3 separate regions of the Mus musculus genome follow, and all the other regions are linked to region 2. A link is a loop called in an ENCODE intact Hi-C map of the cell type or tissue named here. Cell type or tissue: heart. All regions are shown on one strand. Each heading gives the region's core, and the rest is flanking DNA. Links, peaks and the distances in the headings are about the cores only.

The links. A loop is a pair of places that touch in the nucleus more often than their neighbours do. Peaks named below come from ENCODE experiments on the same cell type or tissue, not always from the same donor. Only the 100,000 strongest peaks of a DNase experiment are listed, where the experiment ranks them.
Region 1: it touches region 2 in a loop (3-fold over the local background); 3 of 42 quality-filtered maps call a loop at or near these places.
Region 3: it touches region 2 in a loop (11-fold over the local background); 15 of 42 quality-filtered maps call a loop at or near these places.

The regions. Positions count from the first base shown.
Region 1 is chr4:98,486,638-98,490,811 of GRCm38, forward strand. The region is part of intron 17 of Patj (PATJ, crumbs cell polarity complex component); the gene reads left to right. Among named protein-coding and RNA genes, the nearest start is that of Gm40210, 91 kb to the right of the region's middle. In heart, for the core only: a CTCF peak has its summit at 2,965; no DNase peak of the experiment used is centred there.
Region 2 is chr4:98,699,751-98,705,680 of GRCm38, forward strand. Patj (PATJ, crumbs cell polarity complex component) reads left to right here. Exons shown (of 44, transcript NM_172696.2): 43 at 4,245-4,351. Gm35073 (predicted gene, 35073) reads right to left here and starts at 1,005. Exons shown (of 2, transcript NR_151609.1): 1 at 888-1,005; 2 at 104-786. In heart, for the core only: a CTCF peak has its summit at 2,941 (motif pointing left); no DNase peak of the experiment used is centred there; H3K27ac peaks cover 575 bases.
Region 3 is chr4:98,542,376-98,546,549 of GRCm38, forward strand. All of the region lies in intron 27 of Patj (PATJ, crumbs cell polarity complex component), which reads left to right. Among named protein-coding and RNA genes, the nearest start is that of Gm40210, 35 kb to the right of the region's middle. In heart, for the core only: a CTCF peak has its summit at 3,204; no DNase peak of the experiment used is centred there.

The DNA of each region.
Region 1 (4,174 bases), core at 1,675-4,174, 210 kb before region 2:
GCACAGCCCCGTGAGTTTCAGTTGTCCTGTACTGTTGTGATAAGGTGTGGCACAAAGGAGCAGCCAGGACGTGCTGGGACTGAACTGCACACCCACAGGCACTTGTCTGCATAAAATTTAAGAGTTGGAATTTAATCCTAAAGACAATACTGTCATTACATGTTTTAAGCAGAGGAGGGGGCTGTGATCATATTTTTGTTTTACTTTTTAGGTCTTGTTTTATTTTTAAAGAACTATTTTAATTCTTTGAGGCTATCTCACAATATTTATGATCATGTTCACATAGCCTTACCCCCATTCTTCCCAGATCCTTTCTCCCTCCCTACTGCCTCAGTTTTCTTTTCTTTTTAATGGCCTGTGGATTCCAGTTTGTGTTGCCCATGTACTGAGAGTGTGATGCTTCACCCTTAAAGACAACGGCCCCTCTGCCAAAGTCAGTCAGGAGCAGTCAGCAGTTCCTGTGATGTGGAGGGAGCTTGTGAGCGCCCCCTCTCTCTTTCCTTGTTAGAATATTGCCAGGCCTCCTCTTTTTTTTTTTTTTTTTTTTTTTTTTTTTTTTTTTGAGACAGGGTTTCTCTATGTAGCCCTGACTGTCCTGGAACTCACTATGTAGTCCAGGCTGACCTCGAACTCAGAAACCCACCTGCCTCTGCTTCCCAAGCGCCACCACTGCCCGGCACCTGGCCTCCTCTTGTGTCGGCCACCACTGCCCGGCACCTGGCCTCCTCTTGTGTCGGCCACCACTGCCCGGCACCTGGCCTCCTCTTGGTCGGTGCCTCAGCTTCTGTGAATTCATGGGTGCAGAACACCTTGGTTCAGTGTGTCTCTTCCTGACCTCTGGTTCTTAGGTCCATTTTTATCTTCATTTTCTTAAAGTTCCTATTATCTCTGTAGAAAGTGGACTGAAGGGGTTGAGATTAGAGACTGTAAACATGGTGCCAGATTGTAACATGAATCCAGGCAGGAAGCAGTGTGAGGCTAAACAAGGCAGTGGGCTGGCAGAGGAGGAGCTGATAGAAGACATGGAAGGATAAGAGTTTGACTTGTAAAATATCCACCTCATTGTGAGAGGGCAAGAGGGCAAGACTGTGCCAGGGAGAAAGGGGTCTCCTTGTTAGGTTGGATCTCCCTAAAAATTGCAGAACCCAATATTCACAATAAATATCAAATTTTAGCATCACCTCAAGAGTTCAAAAATGTCCTAGATGCCCTTTCTTTGATCAGGTGTCTTGACTGGCTTGTGAGACAGAGCTAGCTGGCCAGTGCTCCACAGCTGAGTGATGAGTGTGGGAAACACACTGCTCTCCTGGCCTCTGGGCAGTGTGCCCTGAACATTTGCTGTTCTTAGTTGATTTGAGGAGTTTTGTCCTTTTAAAGAACTTCACACTCTCATGAAACATCCATTTCATAAATGGTTGAGTTAAAACAAACCTGGGACACACACTGTAGAAGGTGTAATAGCACGCAAAGCTTTTGAATAAACAGGACTTTCCTTCCTAAGGCAACTAGCAAGTGTTTCTTATGCTCTGTGATTGGCCATTTTGGTGCCCTCTGTTGGAGGGTCACTCTAAGGCAGCATCTTGCAGTTGTCTTCATCAAAAGGGGAAACATGAGAAATTGAAAAATTATGATAGTGACTGTCAAGATGGATCTGAGGGTAAAAGCACTTGCTGCTAAACATGGTAACCCGAGTAGGAGAGCTCTGACTCCAGCAGGTTGTCCTCAGATGGTGGTGCCTGTGTAACACACGCGCGCACACACACACAAGTGCAAGTGCACAGTGGCAATCTTGAGAAATATCTTTACCATCTTGTTTGATAGACCATGTTTATGATATTATAGACTATTTCCAAAAAGTGGACATTTCTAGTGAGAAGCAGCATTTCTAAAGATGATGTCTGAGGACTTTACGTGTAGCAAAGAGTCACAAAGCAGCCACCCTGGTAGGCAAGAGCAGTTGCATGATTGATTGCTGATTGCAGAAACCACTTGCTCATAATGGGATGTGGGAAATCGTATGTACAGTCAGGAGCATCATCCTCAGGACAGTGGCTAGGAAGTGATAGGAAGCTTCGTGTGTGTGTGTGTGTGTGTGTGTGTGTGTGTGTGTGTGTGTGTGTGTGTGAGAGAGAGAGAGAGAGAGAGAGAGAGAGAGTGTGAGTGAGTGTGTGTGTATGAGTGTGAGTGTGTGTATGTATGAGTGTGTGTGTGAGTGTGTGTATGAGTGTGTGTGTATTAGTGTGTGTGTGAGAGACAGACAGACAGACAGACAGACAGAATGCTTCAGTTTTCTTTCTATAAGCCACAAAGAAGCAATCTTTGGGTGCTGTCCTCCAGGAAAAAGTGGTCCAATTATTTGACTAGGACACCAAGCCTGAATGGTTTTAGTAAGCAAGTGCCCCTAACACTAGTTTGCATTCTGAAGGAGACTCTGCTCCCTGTACACAATGCCTCACTTGACTTTTCTGTAATAAATGAAATTCATTATCTTTCCACAGCAGAACTATTTTCATTATTTCTCTTATAGTGATGCTCTTCCTAATACTTGTTTGTCAGCTTCACTTAGAACGCGCTCATACTGCTGTGCAAGTATCCACAGCAAGCTTAGAAAAATCATTTACTTTTGGTGGATTTTCTTTTTAGCCTTTCTGGTAATGTTTGGTGATCACTAATGGGAAGCCATTCCTTCCTCCCTTCCATGTATTTCATGCAGTTTCCCTCTTGTCCCAATAAAAAAGCCTTTTATCAAAAACTGACATCCTAAATGAAGGACATAATTGTATAGCTTATTTATTAGTGTGCTAAACTTAAAATGTAATGGTTTCATATTTCAAAATGAAAGCATGTTGTGATTCATGGTTGTCAGTGACAAAGTGGACAGCTCTTCCATATGGCTGCTGTGATTGCCTTTGCAAAAACACCGGATTGCTAAGCCCTGCATCTCTCTTCCTGTACAATAGCTCCCTCTACTTGAAAATAACAGTGTAATTATAGCTTAACACTACATACCTTATTAGTAAGGTCCTTTTTTTTAATTCTCTTGCTACATATTAAATATCTTGTTAAATATCAGATTATGCTAGACAGTTAACAAGGGCCTAGTCACTTGGGAAACAGTTGAGGTCAGTTGAGAAGGAAAAGCAAGAATTGTATTTGAGAGTGTTGTTCAAAGGCAGTTGTAGGCTGTGTTGATGTTGGTGTGTATATTTTGCTATAATTCTGTGCAGTGCTTTGAAAAGAATGCACCGAGGTGTGGAAAGCAAAGCCAGAAATCTTCAAACGAGCCACCAGTGCTTCTCACAGATATAGCCTGCATCTTGGCACATCCTTGCATTGCTAATTCCAAAGTGTGACAGTAAATCCTGCAGTTTGTTTCTCCCTCTTCTCTCGGAAGACTTGGATAGAAGCAAGCTCAGCAGAACCCTGTCTACTCCGGTGGCCTGTGTAGAGTGGCCCATGCAACACAGAAGCAGTGGCCGCAGATGTGCTGTGTGTGGCTGGTTGATGAGGAAGGAAGGCTTAGAACAGTGCTGCATTGTATTCCTATCTATCCCAGCATCAGGCAGAGCTGTACTGGGCTCTAGGATATTTGCAGCAGGGTACCTTTCCCTCATTCAGAGTTCTTCCTGACAGCTATCCTGTGGAAGCTCGGCTCTATCCTTAACCAGTGGCTAGTGGTGTCCAGGTTCCTTAATTCTCTCAGCATCACTTTCTGTCATCTGAAATTCAGACAGTAGGCTTGGTATTGTGGCTCACACCTCTAATCATAGTGCTCAGTAAACTGAATTAGGAGAATTACTCTTGAGTTCCAGGTTTTTCTGCATCAATATGTCTGTTATCTTCTGTACTCACATCAGAGAACACAGGGTCCTCCCACTGATGAGAGGTCTGCATATTGGCTTGCTCATGAATCCATTTATATTGGAATCTTTCTGACCTAGGCCCCAAAGTCTGTCATATTTTCAGATATTTTAAAAAATGCACTGTAAGCGCATACCTGTATGTGTGTTGCTGATGCTCTCATGCCAGGCAGTCACTTTACCATGCAACACTTATTCTTGTGTGTGTGTGTGTGTGTGTGTGTGTGTGTGTGTGTGTGTGTGTGGTGTCTGTCTGTCTGTCCATGTCTGTGTCTATATGAGTCTGTGTATGGTGCAGCGGTAAGGTTCATGTA
Region 2 (5,930 bases), core at 1,904-4,403:
CCAGGACTGTATGTTAAGACACTAATCTCAAAAATAAAACAAACAAACAAACACACAAACAAGAAGAAGCAGCAGAAGGAGAAAGAAGGAAGGAAACAAGGGAGAAACGGGCAATATTTTAATGACTTTTCTGCTTCCGTCCAATAGGGACATGACATAGTCCCATGAGCATATCCTGTGTGACCAGCTTGAGCTTCTTTTTCATGAGATCACCGTGTGCCACTCAGTTCCATAAGCATTCACTTCTGATAGAAGCCTGGCTCCCAGGAATCCCAGTAGACTGGGCTCAGCTTCTTTTCCCACACAGTCTGAGCCTGGGGGCTCACACCTTGCCTGTACTCCTAACACTCAGGAGGCTGAGGCAGGAGGATCAGTTTCAGGCTAGCCTAGACTGCACACAAGAGAGACCCTGTCTTACCTCCTCTTCCCCATAAAATCCAGAAGGAGATGGGGTGAGGCCAAAAAAAGGAGCTTATTAAATAAGCAGATTGATCCCACAGGGAACCACTGTGACCCAAGGATCCATGTCAGCTGCCAACAGTCATCCTGGGCACACAGCAGAGAATCAAAGGAGCTCGAAGTTCTCGGGTAGGATTCCAGGTCATCTTGGTCTGGCTATCCACTGGTTGATCATTGTCTTAGGCCATTTTCTCAGGATTGGCAATGCAGAGTTATGTTGGTGCTAAGAAAGTTGCTGAGTTCTACCCTTTGCCTTCAAACGTTGTCAGGCATACCTGTTGTTCCTGAGGTCCAAGTCACTTTAAGTGAGAAACACTCAGGAGAACTCTCAAAGAAGGAAAAGAAACAAGATGGAGTCGTAAACAAAACAAGTCTTATAAAAAAACAACAACAACAACAACAACAACATTTAATTGGGGCTGGCTTACAGGTTCAAAGGTTCAGTCCATTATCATCAAGGTGGGAGCATGGCAGTATCCAGGCAGGCATTGCACAGGAGGAGCTGAGAGTTCTATGTCTTTATCCAAAGGCTGCTAGTGGAAGACTGATTTCCAGGCAACTAGGGTGAGGATCTTATACCCACATCCACAGTGACACACCCATTCCAACCAGGTCACACCTATTCCAACAAGGCCACCCCTTCAGATGGTGCCACTCCCTGGTCCAAGGATATACAAACCATCACATGCCCCAACACACACACACACACACACACACACACACACACACACACACTAAACAAACGTAAAAAGAAAAAGTTGGTGCTGAAGCAATGGCTGAGCAGTTAAGAAAGAGCGCGAGCTGGTCTTCCAGAGGACCAGGATTCAGCTCCAAGCATCCACATGGCAGCTCACAGCTTGGTGTACTTTCAGTTCCAGGGTATCCAACACCCTCACACAAGACACATGAGATAAAACACCAATGCTCATAGAATAAAAATAAATCATTTGAAAAAAAAGCAAAACAAAAATATCAAAATGACATTAGCTTGGTCAGTGCCTGGACGTCCTTCATTCACTCCCTCTGTCATGTCTCTGTGGAGTGGGGCCTACCTGTTAGATTTTCTCTCTCCTTAAAGGACCAGAAGCCCCGTCTCCACATAATCACCTCAATCTCTCTGTCCCTCCTGAAGGCTTCCAGCCCACTCATTCTCTTCAGGGTTCTTCCATAGGCACATGCTGGGGCATGACCCTGCTGCTCGTAGAGCTGGAGCCGAGATCCACAGCCACCAAAAAAAAAACATGCACTGTCAATCCCTAAGAAACGGGTTGAAAATGCAGAAGAAAACAGGAAGAATTGACTTAGGCAGGGGCACTAGAGAAGGTCGCACGAGGAGCAGGCTGTCAGCTAAGCTGGCTTGTGTAGAGATTCCCAGGGAGAAAAGTCTGGAAGATTGAGAGGAACGGAGGAAAGATTAGAAGTGTGTGTTGGTCAGGGGTCGGGGGTACTGCACATGCTTAGCGTCTTCTCCCACAAACAAAGGGGCAGTGGTGAAAGGTTTCCAGGGGGAGAGTGCCATTGTGTATCCGGGAAGATGACAGGGGAAGGTAGAAGAGAAGAGTGAACAGGGCTGGGAACTCATTCGGGAGCAGGCGGCACCAGGAGGCTACTGGGACTGAGCACCTCAGTGCCTGTCTCAGATGACAGTCCCAGCCCCAGCAGGGTTTCAGTATTATACCTTCTTAGTTCGTTATGGGGGAGCTGGAGGTGTAATTTGATAATAAGTGGAAAAAATGAAAGGAAAAGTCAGCTGAGCAGAGGGAGTGTGTTTTAGGGTCCAGAGTTTGGAGAGGAAGTAGGGTGGGGTGCATGCTGTGTGTCCTCTGAGAATGGAACATGCTAGGCAGGCATTCTGCCACTGAGCTACCCCCCACCCCCCAAGTCCAAACTTGGACTTGGTATCCTAATTTTGATAAGCTGAGCGATGTCAATGCAAATCCCAAAGTGGTGACTGGGCCGAGCATAGCTGCTGGGTTATAAGCACAGCGGCAGAACTTAAAGCCAGGGGATGGATGTGCTGTCACTTGACTCTGAAGTCACCTGGGCCTCTGACAGAGCCTGGAGGTAAGCAGAGATAGCAGAGAGCAGACCCTACCAGCAGCGAGAAAGTCGGGAGTATGTGGGTCCTGGAGGCTCAGGCCTGGAGAAGCTGGAATGGAATTGTTTGTGAAGAGTGTGCCTTGAGAGCAGGCAGCGTCTGCTGAGGCTCTAGGCTATGTGAGACAGCCCTGCCTGCTACTGGAAGAAGAGAGTCTAGAAGGGAGCTTTTATGCTACGCGTCTTAGGCTTTTATGCTGCGCATGTCCCCATTTAGTTGACTATTCTTCCCATGACTGTATTTCTAGAACACGCTGCACTTGTACATAACTGTTTTCCCCTCGTCTGGATGATCCCCAAATTCTTTCTGACCCCTCCTCTGGCCCATCGCCTTTCTCCTGCTTTACAGACAGCTGTTTCACAACTGAGGCATGTGTGCCCTCTGTTGGTATGTTCTGGAACTGCGTCACATCAAGTTTCCCTGCACTCCTGGGCAAATTCCTCTCCGGATCTGCAGTGGGACAGTCAGCCCTCCAGATCCCTGGGCTCTGTTCTAGGGTGGGGGTAGGACAGCCGGCAGGACAATGAGGTCAGAATGCTGAACTCAGGGAAATGTTAGGAGAGCTGCCACAGGGCAGGACACCTTGAAGGTCATAGGAAGGACTTCAGCTTGTGGCCCAGCATCCAGTTCTCTGCAGATGACTTCAGGCAGAGTCTGGAGTAATCGGCGCCATGCTAACTTGGTTCTAAGCTACTTGAGAAAAGTGAGGCTGAGCAGTGAGGTGGTTCCTGTAGAACTCCACGAGATGACTTTGTGGGTCAGCCTGCAGCACCTGGGAGGACAGTGGGCTGAGACAGAGACATCAAGGATGGTACCAACCAACCTTACTTACCTTATGAAACCACAAGAACTGGTCACAGTCATCTAGGATGTAGAAAGCTGCAAGAGCCCAGGCTGTGGGGCAGAGGGCTGGGGACGTTAGCAGTGGGTTCCTGAAGAACATCACTGGGGACACATCATAAGGGTTTGGAGTTAAGTAAGGTAGAGCTGGAGATAGAGAGCTGGGGATGTCGTCACGGGTGGTATTTAAATTAATAGCACAAGACCCAGTGTGGATGAGAAAGACTAGGAACTTGGGAGCTAGGCCTGTCACACTGCACAAGAGTCAGCAAGAGAGGATGGTGGGGTGGGAAGATGCACGAGGCTAATGTACCTGGGCCGGTGGCACAGGCCTGTGATTCCAGCAGCTATTGGAAGGCTGAGGAATGAGGATCGCTGCGTCTGCTGCTCTGTAAGGCCCTACCTCAAAATAAAAGGTTTCAAAAGGAGGGTGTGGCCACATGGGTGAGTGAGAGAGTCCTCGTTCAGAGGCTCTGGATTCAGTCTCCAGTTCCACAAAAGAATAAAGAAGGGGATGGAGAGGCAGCAGCCACTGGAAGTCAAATGAAGGAAAGAGTTTAAGAAAAAAATGAAAGCCTCCAGCGCAGCATGGAGGTGCATGCTGAAACCCCGGCCCTGGGAAGGGCGCAGCAGGAACATTGAGAGTTTTAACACCAGTGGGTCTCTGTCTCGGGAAGTGAGGGAGGAAATTCAAGTGAGAAAGATGGGGAGAGAGAAAGGGAAACGAGAAACGAATAATCCATCTCTCCAGCTCTCCGTGCAGGAGGAATGCTGTTTAGAATACAGCCGTGGTTTCTCCAGCATCCTTGCAACTTACAGTAAAATACCTTGTCACTCCCTCCCACAGGTTGTGGCAGATACCAACATAAGTGCCATAGCGACCCAGCTGGAAATCATGTCTGCAGGCTCCCAGCTTGGCTCTCCGACTGCTGACCGACATCCGGAAGACACAGAGTGAGTGTTCTGATACAGAGTGGGCCTAGCGCCTGAGCTTCAGGCTCCGGTGTGTGTGACCTCAGAGTGGAGGGATGCACGTGCTAAGTTCTCCTGCCCTGACAAGGTCTGACAAGGTGTCTGTCAGGGCTCTCTATTCCACCACAAGATCCTTCTCATTGCCTCGACACAAGCCTATACCCTGTCCTAAGAAACTGCAGGTTTCCTAGGTCCACCCTGCTCTAAGGTGCATGGACTAACATGCCCTTAACTCACTAAGTTAAAGCCTTGTTCTGAGGTGAAATCTTATTGTCCCCTTTGAGAGCATATGTCATCACAGCTAGTCATTGCCAAGCTGTTCATTAAAGCAATGTTTCTGAAGCTAAACTGATACAAGAATAAAGAACAGGAGGCCGGTGACATAAAGGCACTTGGCACCCAGTCTGACGACCTGAGTTTGGTCCCTGGGGCCCACAGAGTGGAAGGTGAGAACTGACTTTCACAAGCTATAAGCCCCTGAACTGTACGCGCCTGGGTATGCGCCTGCACACACACTCCAAGACACTATTTGTGGAGACTCTGAGGAGATGTTCCCCAGCAGAGTCGAGGATCCGGTATTAGCAGGTTCCCTGGGGTTATTCTCCAGACAGGCAGAGAGCAGCTGCACTTAGAAGTGCTGTCTGGAACTGTTCCTGTCAGCATCTGGTCATAGTGTGTGCTCAATGAATGCTACCAGCTAATAGTTCATGTAAGAAACTGGGATCAGCCCGGCGTTGTTAGCCTACCCCTAATAAAGTCCCTTATGGATAGCTGTGATCCCAAATTCTTTTTGTTTGTTTGTTTTGTTTTTTGAGACAGGGTTTCTCTATATAGCCCGGGCTGTCCTGGAACTCACTTTGTAGACCAGGCTGGCCTCGAACTCAGAAATCCACCTGCCTCTGCCTCCCGAGTGCTGGGATTAAAGGCATGCACCACCACCGCCCGACTCTGAGTGTCTTTAAAAACAAGTCTCTGGGGCTGGAGAGATGGCTCAGTGGTTAAGAGCTCTTCCAGAGGACCCTAGTTCAGTTCTCAGCGCCAACTCACAGCTGTCTATAATTCCAGTTCCAGAAGATCTGGCGCCTTCACACAGACATACAGACCACCAGTACATATAACAATAAATAAATCTTAAAGAAAAGAAAAGAAAAAAGAAAAGGAAGAGAAATGAAAAAAAGAAACAAGTCTCTGCTGGGTGTAGTGGTCACACCTTTAATCCCATCACTGCAAAGGTAGAGGCAGTACTCTGAGTTCCAGGCCAGCCTGGTCTACGTAATGAGTTCTAAAACAGCCAGAGCTACATAGTACAGAGATACCCTGGCCCAAAAAAACCAAAAAACAAGAAAAAGAAGGAAAGAAGGGAGGGAGGAAGGAAGGAAGGAAGGAAGGAAGGAAGGAAGGAAGGAAGGAAGGAAGGAAGGAAGGAAGGAAGGAAGGACAAAACTGTTAAGGGTAGGGCTGGGCAAGAGAAAGTAGCTGAGGTTAAGAGAGCATACTGTTCTTTGAGAGGACCTGGGTTCAGTTCCCAGCACCCATGTCAGGCAGTGTCATAGCCACCTGT
Region 3 (4,174 bases), core at 1,675-4,174, 160 kb before region 2:
AGGTTCCCTCCTCTCTGATGACTCTAGCTTGTGTCAGGTTGACATAAAACTAGCCAGTGAACATAGTTACAGCAACATGCTGGCAGGCCAAGGTTTGTTGAGGACAGAGTATGTAGCGTATTTCTTCTTGAAGCTTCGAATGCATTCCCATTAGATATTCAGAAGGCTGTTAGACCTCTTATTTCACTCCTTGTCACCTTTGGAAGCTGCACCTGATTCTTTAGCCCAGTAATATGGGCTAAAGCCCATGTCCTTTACCTACTGTTTTATAGCACTTAGCATAGTATAGCTTTCAGTGGAACTGTTAGATTAATATCTATCTGTCTTCCTTACTAAACTCTCTTATGTTCCAGGAGGTGAGTGGCTACAGAACCTATTTTTTGGTGGGTACATTGAATTTCAATAGTGGAGATGTGTGTGACGGAGGGTCTCTGACCCCAGTGGGACAGTAGGGCTGGCCGAGAGCTGTGTTGCTGCACAGGGGCCCTTTCCTGCTGGCTTCAGCATCTGTCCAGTGTCTGTGTACTCACTTTCACTTTTTAAAGATTACAATATAATTACATCATTCCTTCCTTCCCTTCATTGTCTTCTTTCCCTCTCAAAATCATCACCTCCTTTTTTATTGTTATTGTTACATATCTATGTAGGCATAAATATAAATATAGCCTTCTGAATCCAGTTAGTGTTGCTTGTATGAATACAATTTCAGGGTAACCAATTAGGGCTCTCAACTCTGAGGAAAGGTAACTCTCTCCCCCTCACAGTCCCTGTTCCCTTTGTCTCTGGGTATAGCCCTGCAGTGCCGTAGCATCTCGCCTAGCAGCCTGACTCTTTTCTGTGCTTGCTTACACCCACCTCACCCCAGCTGCTGGCTGGCAAGGGCAGCCTAGCTGCTAGAAACATACAATGAACTGCTCTTGGGCTGCTTCTTGTTACCTAGCTTTCAGAGCTATAAACGCAGCCCCATCCTATCCTGGTGGGAATTCTTCCCTTTCCTGATATGATCATTCCAGGATAGAATTGTCTTTGTGGTTTGCATTTTCATCTTGGTTTTCCCTTTCCTGGGTTGGTTATGGGCTATAATGTATTTATGTGGCTTCTCTAGTCTCTGCTTGGCACCAGTTATGTGTTATTTACTTGAATACTTACCTAGCACTGTATTACAGTTGTGAAACATACTGATAACCTCACATGGTGACCTGGTTTATGCAGATTATACAACCTAGATTATCAGACACTACAGCTTCATGCTGTGCCTCAATTCCTGTTTGTATTTTGTTGTTTCATTTTTGATTTGCTCTGTTTTGCTGAAATAGTCTTATTATGTAGGTCAGGCTGATCTTGAACTCCTGATTCTCTTGTCTCAGCCTCTTGAATGCTGGGCTTATGGAAATGAAGTTTATTAACAAAACTGTTACTGAGAGTTCAAATATTTTATAAGTGTAGAAGCGAAAACTGATAAAAACTTAGTGTACTAGAACTCAGATACACCATTGACACTCTGTAAGAGCTGTACAGCTGCCGCCTCTGTAGTTAATACTCGATGTGCCTTTGTTAAACTGGTCCCCAAAGGTTGCTTATCAGCAGTTAGTTGTTCCATATCAGATGTCCTCAAAAGTTCTTAATGTGCATATATAAAACCAAGTACATGCACTTTTGGTGTTTAAAAATAGTTTTGCAGGAAATTCTTCTGTTTTCATGCAGGGATGAAAAACTTGTCTCAGACAAACAAAATCCGTGTCAGGTTTGGAAGACTATCGGGGCATTTACTAGTGCCCTCATCCGAGGAAGCTAGCAGGACAGAGAGCTCAGTCCCCACACTCTTCCCAAAACATAAGGACAGAAACGGATGATGCAGTTGTCTGTCCCAACGATTGTAAATCTAAAATTCTTTTGGCTACCATATGCAGACATACCTTATGCATGTACACACACACACACACACACACACGCCCACCCCTTGTCAGTATTGTCCACTAAGAAAAGGTTATACATTTCCTAATGATAGAACAGTTAGAAAGCACAGGGGCACTGCAGTCAGAAGTGTAAAACAGCTAGGATAGCCAGCGGCTGCGCATTTGCCTCACACCTGGGCTTTGGATCACTAAAGCAGTCCAGAAAAGTAACATGGTTTTAATCCAGATCCTGAGTGAAATATACTGTTAGTTAATATGAGAACTTAAAATTCTTTTGACTTGTAAATGAAAGTTTGGAAATTGTGGAAGATAGAAGAGAGTAGAGAACTCTACCTTCCAGTGCCCATGCTGTGTAGAGCTGTGCCCTGTGCCACTGTCTTGACTGACTGACTGTTGTAGGGCTGTCTGCGTGGGAAGAGACACATCAACACCTCCAGTCTCCATGGGCTACATGTGGTTAGATGGCGCATGGCTTCCTGGAATGTTGAGGCTTGTTCTAAAATTGATACATTGTAATGAACATAAGCTACTTGGGAAGAAAGAGTGTGTTTGGCTTTTGGTTCCAGAGAAAGAGAGCAGATAACCAGAAGGAAAGCATGGGTTAATCCCAGGAAGCTGAGAACAGAGAGCGTGAACTAAAAGTCCAGTGTGGCCATAAACTCTCAAAGCCTGCCCTCAGTTCAAGGCTTCCTCTAGCAAGGGTTTGGTAACCTCCCCAGACAGCACCACTAACTGGGAACCAATACCTGAGCCTATGGGGGGCACTCCCCATTCAAACCACTGCAACTCTTTAAAGGTATTAAAATCACTGACTTCTGCATTTGTTATGTACAGTTGTAATTAACACAGATATTTAAATCATAACAAGGTATGAATTAAATACTATGCATGTAAGAGATAGATAACGTTGTAAACAGGTCTCCATTAAAGGAGTGGAAATCAAGTAGCATGCTGCTCCAGAGAACGGAAAGAAAGTCACTTGTCTTCTGTAAGGGTGTGTGTGTGTGTGTGTGTGTGTGTGTGCCGGGGGTGTGTGGTATTTCAGTGTTGCAAATCGCACCTGAGGCTTGTCAAATTCTGTGGCTGAGAATCCTGAGACCAAGAGTCATTAATTTGCCCCATATCACAAAACAGGGTGCTGATGAAGCAAAGGTAGACCCAGGTGTCACTTTTAAGCTCTGCACCCAGTGCTTACCTCCGTGAACAGAGGACAGAGGTCTTTTGTGCAGTCATATCCCCCATAGTGCCCTGTGCATTCAGGTAGATCTCTGCCTCACCAATAGATGTCAGTGTAGCCAACAGTACTTACTGACCAAGCATGGAGCTTGGAGAATGCTCACTCACTGCCAATAGCAGGCAGCATGAGTAGCACCCAGCTTTTGCTACATAAACCCTTTTTATTTTTGATAATGCAAAATATAAGAGTACTGGTTAAGATTAATTTTTTTAGTTTTATAGAATGGCTTTCCTTATGTCTTACATAGTTAATTGCCCTTTTATGGACTTGTCCTATTTATAATTAAGTGAAATAAGTAATGTTTATACCCTAGCTATATGATTAGAAGCTGGTAATACTGGTTTCCTCTTTTAGCTTTCTTGAACTGTGACCGTGTTTTAAGCTTCAGCCCTTGCTGTAGTTCAGGTGAATTTAACAGAAGTACACACTTTACAGTGGAATTGTTGAGCAGCTTTAAGCTACATTTAAATTGCCTTGTGTGTTCCTGACTCTTTCGCTGCTTGGCTTATGATGCAGTAATGATTGTTTTACCTATAGTTTATACAGAAAGGCTGGACAACACTGAAGTGACTGATAGATTTGGCTTGTAATGTAAAGGACAGACATCTTTGCACATTGCCATATGTGGGTTAGGTGTACTGAGCTGAGCTGGGCTGGGCTGGGCAAGGTGGGGCAGGTGAAGTGGGTTTAGCTTTTTTTTTTTTTTTTAAACAGTTTCTATGAATTACTTTTGTTCCCATTTAAGTTTTCATCCCAAAGCTGAATTGTATTTAAAGTGTCAGAGACACTAGTGAGTCATAACTAAGGCATTATAGTGGACTGATTGCTTTGTGGCAAACCTGATTTTGTGCTGGAAGCAATAAGGAAGAGAAATGTTGGTGACTCTTCTGAACTGGGGGCAAGCTTAAATCCATAGCTGCCTTTAATTTGCATGGGAAAGATGCTGTCCCCCGAAGCACTGCCTCTCAGCAGGAAAATGGGACATTAACATGTTATCAATAGAAGCTGGCCACAAAATAAA